2 separate regions of the Homo sapiens genome follow, and region 2 is linked to region 1. A link is a loop called in an ENCODE intact Hi-C map of the cell type or tissue named here. Cell type or tissue: GM12878. All regions are shown on one strand. Links, peaks and the distances in the headings refer to the core of each region. The heading gives the core; the rest is flanking DNA.

Evidence for each region. Peaks named below come from ENCODE experiments on the same cell type or tissue, not always from the same donor. Only the 100,000 strongest peaks of a DNase experiment are listed, where the experiment ranks them.
Region 2: a loop joins it to region 1, with 2.0 times the contacts of the local background. A loop is called at or near these places in 4 of 110 quality-filtered maps.

What each region holds. Positions count from the first base shown.
Region 1 is chr14:101,948,057-101,953,315 of GRCh38, forward strand. No RefSeq gene overlaps it. Among named protein-coding and RNA genes, the nearest start is that of DYNC1H1, 14 kb to the right of the region's middle. RefSeq lists enhancers at 1-205, 1-29, 330-519. In GM12878, for the core only: a CTCF peak has its summit at 2,170; a DNase peak (open chromatin) is centred at 165; H3K4me3 peaks cover 1,340 bases; H3K27ac peaks cover 1,017 bases.
Region 2 is chr14:101,841,630-101,847,111 of GRCh38, forward strand. All of the region lies in intron 3 of PPP2R5C (protein phosphatase 2 regulatory subunit B'gamma), which reads left to right. It also overlaps the pseudogene NPM1P20. Among named protein-coding and RNA genes, the nearest start is that of PPP2R5C, 83 kb to the left of the region's middle. RefSeq lists enhancers at 2,059-2,208, 2,849-2,948. In GM12878, for the core only: a CTCF peak has its summit at 2,172; a DNase peak (open chromatin) is centred at 2,232; H3K4me3 peaks cover 334 bases; H3K27ac peaks cover 2,530 bases.

The DNA of each region.
Region 1 (5,259 bases), core at 1-5,000:
GGCGGCACCGAGAGGTGACGCAAGCGGCGCGCGAGGTTGCGTCAATGCAGGACCGCCCCGCCTCCGGCCTGTGCATTGTGGGACCTAAGGGCACCTGTCAGACGCCCAATCTCGCGAGTGAGCGAGATTCACGCGGAACGCAGAGGTGAGAACGGGGAAGGCCCTCCTCAGCAGGAGTCCCGCCCCCTGAAGGGCATGGGCCAATCACAATGCCTCTCCTTCCTGGCCGCTGGGATTGGTCCGAGGGTGCACATGACCGGACTGCGGGACATGTGACCGTGCCGATCTAGGTCGTGTGACCCGTCTGGTGTAGTCCTGGAACAAGGGTTTTGCTGCGGAGGGAAACGGCCAGAGACCTCGATCTAAGACCGGGGTTTGGAGACTGGCGGGCCTCGGAACAGCAGAGCTAGCGGACTTCCGGTCTGGCCCTCTGCTCACGGCCGAGGGCAAGGCGGGTTAGGTCACTTGCTGAGGAAAGAGCTCAATATGTCACGTGTTCCTCTCCCAATGACGTGGACCTCAGTTCCCTCTCCAGTGAAGTGGGCACAGTGTTGCCCGAAAAAGGGTGCTCTGGGGCTTGCCTGAGACGGGACGCGTGGAAATGCCCTGCCGAATATGAATGGGGCGATGGCCTCGCGGGACGGAGCAGCCCAGGAAAGCTGACCGTGGGCTGGGTTGTGGAGCGGAGCCCCAGGGCCTCGGCTGACTTAGCGGCCAGTCGTACATAGTGGGTATGCGGCGGGCCCGACGCCAGTCGTTGTGGACCACTGACTTGTAATCTTTACGACCTCAGTGAGGGTCAGAAGTGTCCGCGAGCCCTGTAGGCGAGGAGAGGCCTGGCTGAGGGCGCACAGCCTGGAAGGGGAGAAACTAGAGCTGGACTCTGCTTGACCCACAGACCCTCCGCCAGGTTGCCTTTGCGAGGCAAGAAGCGAAGGTTGGCGAGCCAGCTGGGAGTACCCACCCCCTCCATGCCTGGTGGAGTCACCCAAGCCCCAGCGACACCCCGGCCTGCCCAAGGTACTGGTGACCCTGGAGGCCGGGGCCCTGGCTTCTCAGTCAGGGTCTCCTCCCCATGGCGGCAGAGCTGTCTGGCGTTTTGAGCCCTTTACACCAGGGGCAAGAGGGCTGCAGGCCAGAGCCAGCAAAAGAGAAGAAGCAGAGGGAATGAGAAACCTAGAAGGTGGAACGGGAAGGAGGGAGTGAAATGGGCAAAGGCCTCCAAAAAAAACAACTTCCGCCTCCTAAGTTTAGTGCATTTAACTCTATAAATATCTATTGAACACCTACTGGATGCCAGGCACTTTTCTAGGCACTGGGCAGCTAGCATTAAACAGAAGGCAGAAACCCCTGCCTTCAACAAAATCTATGCTGTGTTGAATAAGTGATACAGGGAAAAGCTAAAGATGGGGAGAGAGGTGGGAAGGGTATAGAGGATGGGAAGAAATTTACAAAAGAGGCAGGGAGGGCTTTACTGAGAAGGTGACGATGAAGGAAGTGAAGGAAGGGCATTGCAGGCCAGGGGCTCATCGTGTGCAAGGGCCCTGGGGTGGAAGGGATCATGCAGTGGCGTGAGTGTGGGTTTGAGCAGCAGGTGATGGTCAGAGGTAATACGTGGCCACCAAAAGGACTCTGGCGGCCGGGCGCAGTGGCTCACGCCTGTAATCCCAGCACTTTGGGAGGCCGAGGCGGGCGGATCACGAGGTCAGGAGATCGAGACCATCCTGGCTAACATGGTGAAACCCCGCCTCTACTAAAAACACAAAAAATTAGCCGGGCATGGCGGGCGCCTGTGATCCCAGCTACTCTGGAGGCTGAGGCAGGAGAATGGCGTGAACCCGGGAGGCGGAGCTTGCAGTGAACCGACGTCGTGCCACTGCACTCCAGCCTGGGCGACATAGACTCCATCTCAAAAAAAAAAAAAAATTATCAGCGCATGGTGGTACGCACCTGTAATCCCAGCTACTCAGGAGGCTGAGGCAGGAGAATCATTTGAACCCAGGAGGCGGAGGTTACAGTGAGCCGAGATCGTGCCATTGCACTCCAGACTGGGGGACAAGAGCAAGACTTCGTCTCAAAAAAAAAAAAAAAAAAGGACTCAGTGGCATAAAGCCATGGCAGGATTCTAAGGACTGACATGGTCTCTGCATTGTAGCGGGTGCACTCTGCTGGTCTGTTGAGAATTAACTCTTTGAGACCAGAGTAGGGTCAGAGAGCCCTTGGAGGGTGGAGGGCTACAGAGATAACCCAGAGATGAGGGTGGCTTGGACCACAGTGGCAGCAGTGCAGAGAGGGAAAAGGAGTTTGGGTTTTGAAGGTATTCCAAAGGTAGAATTGGATGGGTGCCAGTTCCAGATCACCATCCGTAGGCTCGCTGTCCTGGAAACCTTTCTTCCTCTTCATGAAGGCACCTTCCCTTCACTTTTGCTTCAAGTTTCCATTCCACAGAGGGACAGAAACTCAATCTCAGTCCATCCAGGATCCCATCCTTCAGTTCTGGGGGTTGTGGCAGCCAAGTCATGGGTGGTGTGGGTGGGGAATCTGGTCCCCTGTCACCTTGTCCATCTCCACTGGCATCTGCAGAGGCCATCTCACTCCAGGATGGTCCACATGGGGCACAGCGTGTCCCACTCCACATCTAGCTTCCCTTCAGCTGCCTCCACACCCTGCTGCCTTGTAACTGCCAGGTGGTCTCAGGCCTCCTTCCCAAGCAGCCCCCAGCAGCTTTCTTGCTGTTCTCACTGAGCTGGACACCTCTCAGGAGCAAGAAGGAGCTATGCCCTTTGCTCCCAGAACCCCAAACCACCCTCAGTGTCTCTATCATCTTTGTCCAGTCCAGGGCAGCAGTCCCTGTTCAAGCACCTCACCTTCCTGCCTGTCCTCTGATTTCTCCCATCCCTGACCCCACCCTGGTCTGTGGAATATTCCCAGAGAAACTCTGGCTCTGATGTGTGCACTTCCCTCCACACCATCCCCGGCTCAGCTCTCAGCTCCGAGGCTGCCCCACAAGGTTATGCAGGTGTTTAGTGAGCCAGTGGGGGTGAAATTGGCACATTGCTTGTCCAGGCTTGGGCCTGCATACAAAGAGGTGGAGAGGCGCCTTTTCCTCATTTCCACAAAGGCATCTCTGAGCCACCATGGGCCTTGTGTGCTCACAAGCCTCTGGAAGGTCAAAAGCAAGGAGTTGGCTCTTGCTCTTCTGTGTCCTGTTGTAATAGTCCCCACTAAGAGCAATGGCAAGCTCCGGCCTAGCTGCCTGAATGAGGGGAGGTTTAGAGGGGAAATTACACTGGTTCATAAAGAAAATAGTAACCCCTTGCTTTGCTGGGAAGTCCCTCTGAAAGGGAAGGAATGATGGACCTTACCCCAGCACCCATGACCTGGGCCCCAAGAAGCTCACCAGTGACAATTTTGACTTTCTTTGTTAAATAGACATTACTACATAATTTTTTTTTTTTTTTTTTTTTTTTTTTTTTTGAGACGGAGTCTCGCTCTGTCACCCAGGCTGGAGTGCAGTGGTGCGATCTCGGCTCACTGCAAGCTCCGCCTCCCGGGTTCACGCCATTCTCCTGCCTCAGCCTCCCGAGTAGCTGAGATTACAGGTGCGTGCCACCACACCTGGCTAATTTTTGTATTTTTATTAGAGACGGGGTTTTGCCGTGTTGGCCAGGCTGGTCTCGAACTCCTGACCTCAGGTGATCCACCCGCCTCGGCCTTCCAAAGTGCTGGGATTACAGGCGTGAGCCACCACGCCCGGCCTATAGTCATGATTTTATTTATTTATTTATTTTGAGACACAGTCTCCCTCTGTTGCCCAGGCTGGAGTGCAGTGGTGTGACCTCAGCTCATCGCAGTGCCCCCTGGGTTCAAGCGATTCTTGTGCCTCAGCCTCCCAAGTAGCTGGGATTACAGGCATGCACCACCACACTCAGCTAATTTTTGTGTTTTTAGTAGAGATGGGGTTTCGCTATGTTGGCTAGACTGGTCTTGAACTCCTGTCATCAAGTGATCCGCCTGCCTATAATTTTTTTTAAGTGATGGGGTCCTGTTCTCTCACCCAGGCTTGAGTACAGTGGCATGAATATGGCTCACTGCATCCTTGACCTCCTGGGCTCAAGCGATCCTCCTGCCTTGGCCCAGGAGTTGCTCGCATGAGCCACCACGCCCAGTGTATTCAGATTTTCTTCGTGTTTCTTTTCTCTTCCGGGATCCCATGCAGGACACCACGTCGCATTTAGTTGTCCACCACGGTTTTTTTGTTTGTTTGTTTTTTTCCGAGACGGAGTCTCGCTCTGTCACCCAGGCTGGAGTGCAGTGGTGTGATCTCAGCTCACTGCAGCCTCCGCCTACCGGGTTCACGCCATTCTCCTGCCTCAGCCTCCCGAGTAGCTGGGACTACAGGCGCCTGCCCCCACGCCCGGCTAATTTTTTGTATTTTTAGTAGAGACGGGGTTTCACCGCGTTAGCCAGGATGGTCCCGATCTCCTGACATTGTGATCCACCCGCCTCGGCCTCCCAAAGTGCTGGGATTACGGGCATGAGCCACCGCGCCTGGCCCACCACAGTTTTAATTCTGAAGATGCAGTATTAAGAGAGGAGGCTAAAGAAGCACACACTTGCTTAATTTTTCCTTCGTTATATGCTGGGGATGGCAGCAGCAGCTTGTGGCTGAGTTTCGGTGTTCTGCCTGACGGGTGACAGCTGAGCAGGCACTAGGTCCTTGCAAAACGCAGGATGCTGGGGAGGGTCTTCACCTTGCATGGTGTCCTGTCCCACACTGCTCCTCAGGTTGGGAGTGGTGGGGAGTTACTGTTTAATGTGTACAGAATTTCTCTTTGGGATGACAAAAATGTCTGGAAATGGATGGTGGTGATGGTCGTAGAGCTTTACAGATTTACTTAATGCCACTGAATTATACACTTCAAATGATTAAAATGGTAAATTTTATTTATCTTTTGCCACAATTTTTTTTAAAACCTCAGTAAATAAAATGCAACTTAAGGCTTCTGCTTTTTGCTTTTCAGTAAAGGAAACTATTTTTTTTTTTAAGTCTGTCCCTTTTAAGCCTTTTACATTCCTCAAGTAAGGCTTACCCCCAGAATGGGGGTCAGGGATCGGTGCCGATGGGGCTAGAGCACCACCATCATTGCTACTGCTAATGACAATGGTGATAGCAACAACAGCCGTGATTGACTGCTCACTGTGCTAGCAGCTGTACCACATGGTCCCATCTGTTCTTCACACAGCCCCAGGGGCAGG
Region 2 (5,482 bases), core at 209-5,208, 110 kb before region 1:
ACTGTGGTGTTGGTGTTCTTTTTGAAACGAAACCTTCCAGTCGCAGACACAAAAGCCGTAGAGAGTAAGGCAGAGGATCGGCCATGCTTCTGGGAGGCAGGGGAGGGGAGCACCTGTCAAAGGGGACCCTTTGAGGCCAACTGGGGCAGTGGGGCCAGGTCAGGGAGCAGGGCTCCAGGGCCAGGTGGACAGCCAGGAGGCTGGAGTCGTGCAGTCCCTCACAGGCTGCCCTAGGCTTAGTCTGGAAGGTGGGGAGCGCCTCCTCCTTCAGAGACCACTGAGCTCTCAGCTCCCCATGGAGCTTCTTGGCACCTGATTTCTAGTGCCACCTTTTGCGGCTCCTGTGGAGAGTCCAGCTCACGGAGGCCCCCCAGAGCCCTCGTTATACCTGCAGGTTCCCCCCACCAAACCCTGCTGTGTCAGGAAAACAGAAGTTCAGTGGCAGCGCAGACTTATGGGTAGAGAAGGGTCCCCTGTCTTTCAACACTTACCCAAACACTAGAATGTTACTCATTTCCATGAATAATAAAAATATCAAATCTTTAGGTGACGTATCTTCTCCAGTGGAAAAATGAACCTTTTAGCTGGTAAACCTCTTGAATAACCGGCCAGCCATATTACAGTCGTGTTACTTAGGGAGTGTGATATGATGGGCCCTTTGAGAAAGCGATCGAAAGCCAAGGTTTCCGGGTGCAGCCTGCCCCCTCAAGTCCCCACTGAAACAGGAGGAGAGGGCAGGAGCGCCCGTGGGCTCTCAGTGGCTACGTTGCTTGTTGGTTTGCTTTCCTGCCTGGTGAGCGGCCACTGGAGCATCCTGAGGAAAGGGGAGTGAGGAGCAAGCTGGGGTTCGGCCCCAACCGGGGTGCTCTGCGTGCACTCATCAGGGTCCCCACCCAGGTGTGCTGGTGACAGGCATGAGGGTACTGTACTGGGGAGCTGTGAGTCACCACCTGAGGGGCGCCTGCTTCTATCCCAGAATCATCCTCCAGGTCATGCATCTATGTCCAGCCCTTCCCAGGTGTGGTCAGTCCCCTGAGAGCAGCGTGGCCGTGGTGCCTGCTCACACCTGGCATGGGTAGACCAGCCTTAGCTCGGGAGGGCATGGATGGGAGTGATGTGTCTTTTTTCTTTTTTTTTTTTTTTTACTTTATTAAAATACTGAGTTTTATTTCGCATGTATTTTTTTTATCTCCCCACCATTTCCGTGTCTGATCACCGCTACTACTATGTCCTATCATACTTACTTAAAACCATACATACTTAAAACCAAGCAGAGAGTGGAGTTCCATCTTTAATAACTAAACAGGCATTTTGGGCTGGGCACAGTGGCTCACACCTGTAATCCCAGCACTTTGGTAGGCCAGAGGGGAAAGATTGATTGAGCCCAGGAGTTCAAGACCAACCTGGGCAACACAGCAAGACTCTGTCTTCTACAAAAAAATAAAAAGATTAGCCAGGAGTGGTGGCATGTGCCTGTGGTTCTAACTGCTTGGGAGGCTGGGGTGGGAGGATCGCTTGAGCCCAGGAAGTTGAGGCTACAGTGAGCTGTGATCACACCACTGCACTCCCGCCTGGGTGACAGAGCAAGACCCTATCTAAAACAAACTGGCATTTGGGAACAACATATTCTTGGCAATGGAACCTGGACAGCATTGATCAAACATGGTAGGGAAAGTTCTCATTCTGCATTATAAAAAGGACTGCCAGATATCAACTGTTAGAGATACGAAATAAGATGGAACATTTTTAACTGTTTATTTTCTTAAAGAGACTTCCTGCCCTGCCAGAGATCTTGAATAGCCCCCTAGTCAGTCATCCAGAAGCCATTCACATAATTGATTTTCTTGGCTTCCACTCTGAAAAGAGAACCACCTTTTGCTATACTTGGCTGCATGTTTGCTTTAATGTCTTCTGCAGAACTAGGTTCTTCTGGTGTTTTAGGAGTATTTTCCTATTTTTTGAAGGATTCCTGACCTTTTCTTGACATTGGTGACTTGGAGTCTTTTCCATTCTGGTTTGATTGTTGTGCATGATTGGGTAGAGTATCTCGTATAGATTTCTTCACTGGAGATTTGTCTTCAGTTTCCTTATCATCATCATCATCATCTTCAGCAACAGCAAATTTTACTTTTTTCTGTGGAACCTTGCTGCCACCTCCAGGGGGAGATCGCTTTCCAGATATTCTGAAGAGTTTCACATCCTCCTGTCTCTGACTCTGCATCTTCCTCCCCAGCTACTAAGTGCCATCCATTGATACACACGGGCCCTGAACCACACTTCACCCACAACGCCACAGGTGGTGGTATTTCATAGCCCAAGGGAAGCCCTTGGCTGTACAGATGTTTTCAAAGCCATCAGTGTTACCGTAATCGGACTACCTTCATCATTCATTGCCTCTGCTTCAACAATGCACAATTCATCCTTTGCCCCTACGATCATTCTTAAAGATAGCTAGTGCTCATTTTCATCATCATCCATCTTAAAGTGATTATCTGTTTTTGGTGTTTTTTTTGTTTTTTTTTTTTTTTTGAGTTGATGGCCAGGTGAGGTGGAGGCCAGAACGCAAAGTAGGTTAATACCAATACCAGGTAACTAATTCGAATCTTAGAGAGTGGAACGGTGGGTATTTGACAAGTTCGAGGAGGCTGGCAGCTTGCGGGAGGGGCCGGAGCGGTCTGGCACTGGTTTCTCTCTGTCTCACCTCCCCAGAGATTGGACACACACGTGCACACAGTTCTGATATCGTGGTTTCTGGCACGTGACATGGTACCCGTGTTGCTCTGTGGCCCTGATCCCCCGGCTGCCCCTGCAAGGCTGGAGCTCCGGCAGCACCGCAGGGCCCGGTAGGTCCTGGCACACAGGCCGCATGCTCATTGGGTTGTGTCTGTCACCGACCCTCCCTGCTGTCATCCCCGGGCTGGACGTCATTTGAAGGAAGAGCCAAGTTTCAGCAAGAGTTCGTGTCTAGAAGGAAGCACTTGAACCTCCTCTGTCTGAGACATGGAGAAAGGAAGTAGAGAACATAAAAAGGGCCTGGAAAAGTGTGTGTATTTTCAGTGTATCTTTTTCACACCTCTACACTGCTTTGTCTGCTGGTAAACATATTGAAGGTTCTGGAATCAATTTCAAGATGGAATTGAAAAGAACTTATTACATCTTCTTGTCAAATGTTAAGAGCTGTTACTTTTCCTGAGACAGTACCTGCCTTTGTTCTTTGGATAAATGAGCTACTGCATTGTTGGAGCTTCTTGTCACCAGGTGCAGTAATATTGTTAACATTCAGTATTTCACCAGTCATGCTAGTGAAAGTGGAAGATGAAGCGATAACGGGCTGCACGAAGGGTGTTGAGCATTTAGTAATCAGTGCCCTGGGTGCCTGTTCTCCCCAAGGCTTTCTAGAACTAGAGTCCTATGTGGGAAATATGGCCTGTATCTGGAAATAATGCTGTGCTGGATTTATATCTTTATCCCTAGGAGTTTGTTTGACCTGTCTCAACCTTTCCCTGTTTAAAAAAAAAAAAAAATTGAATCTTCCAATTCAGCTAACACCGTTGAATTCCTCTTGTTGCCTGCAGCCGGAGTGAAGGTTCATTCTGAATGTGCATGTGTGTCCACAGGAGATTTTACAGCTGAGGAACCTGAGGCTGAGAATAATTTCATGACTTTACCATGTTCTGATTTGGCAGAGTCTGAACCGGGAGTCAGTTTGTTCTTCCATATGACTCCCTTTACTGAAAAATTCACTGAAGAGCTTTTCCGAGGAAAGCAGCCTCTCCTGGCCTTTGCCTATTTCAGCCTGACTTCTCTCCATCCGGGGCGCCTCTCCACTCCACTCCACCCCACCCTTCCCCACCCATTCCCTGGTAGAAGCTGCCAGTCTTCATGGGCGGAAAGCATGAATGAACTAGAATTTAGCTTCAACCACTGCCTTTTGAAATGAAAAATATCTGCCTTATTAAATTATACTGTTAATTTCATGAGAAAGGGATGATGGGGTTGGTGGTAGAAAGTTGTGGGGGAAGTGAATACTACCCCTTTCTTCATATGCAAATAAAACCAGGCTAACAAATCAGAAAAACCCAAAGGGTTTAAGGTAGGAGCAGCTCAGGTTTGTGAGGGAACCCCAGCTTGGTCCTGGGGTTAGCAGATCTTCCTCTCCAGGAAAGATAATGTAACCTTGGTACATGTGTACAACAAAGCTGGATAAACCACAGCATTGGAACGTTATGGTGGACTGTGAGCCATGGGTTGTCTCTATCCAAACATGTAAACGAGTGTCAGTGTAGAAACTGCAGACCAGCCCCACGTTACCAAATTTATACCCAAATGAAGTGTACCTGGCGGTACTGTTCATTTTGCCCGAAATCCACCCACACGGAGTGGAAAGATGGTTTCAGCATCCCTGGTGACAGGAAGGGCTGTGCACCACCTCTCCGGGTTTCTCATGGAGCCCCGCCAAACAGACCTAGCTACAGGCAGCCACATGCTGGAACCGGGAACACTTAGAGTGGGCACATTGAAGCCAGCTTGCTTCAACTCCTTCACATTGGGTGGTACAGACAGACCCGGAGGGAGGCGGGGACATTGGCTACATTTGAATGAAATAACATCCATTTAGAAACCTGAGCAGAGGCACATGTGTGCAGGGAAGCTAAGATACCATATCTCATCACACCTAAGGCACTGTTCATTGTAGTCCAAACCATTTTTAAAGAATTACCAAAAAAAGAAAAAGGAAAGTGAAAGATGTAACTTGATTTTAGAGACATTAATATGAAAAATGTATGTATTAGAATGGATAAAATAAGACACTTGCACTTTGAAATTAAGAAGGATTTATTGTAAATTTCAGAAGTCATCTACCGAGTTACAAACAGTACGAGAAGATTAACCCAATTTTGAAGTTATGTAGGTGCTAAGGGTCAGGGTAGAAGTTAGTCTTGACATTTTGTAGATATATAGAAGTATTTCATTGTTATGTTTATTGAGCTTTCAAGTTGTAGAAGCTTGGATTTATAGAGTAAGAGATCCTTGTTACCAAAAATGAGGGCTGGCAGGCCTGTACCGGGGAAGGCAGAGCTTGTGTGTCGGGTTTGCCTGGAAGAGGGCTGAGGGCTGGGTTCATGGGCTGTAGCTAAGGGCCTTCTCTTCTGAAGGAGAACTGCCTACCTCTGGCTTCTTGGTTTCAGTTCACCCATGTCTCTCCTGAACAGAGATCAAGTTGGATCGCTCATCTGCTTAAAAATCCTCTGATTCAAATCTCTCTTCCCACAGAACTTTTTAGATTTTTCTATCAAAGCACCTCTGACTGCAGAGATTCCACAGAAGAGAAATGCCTACTAAGAGCAGTTTCTTTGAAGACCTGAGTTTTATCTTAAAAGTTTATGTAGATGTTGCATTCTACTCTGATACAGGTGGCGTTATTTTGATATAAATATATTTCAAACGGTACCTCTCAGTTAAATTACCTGAGTTTGTTTTC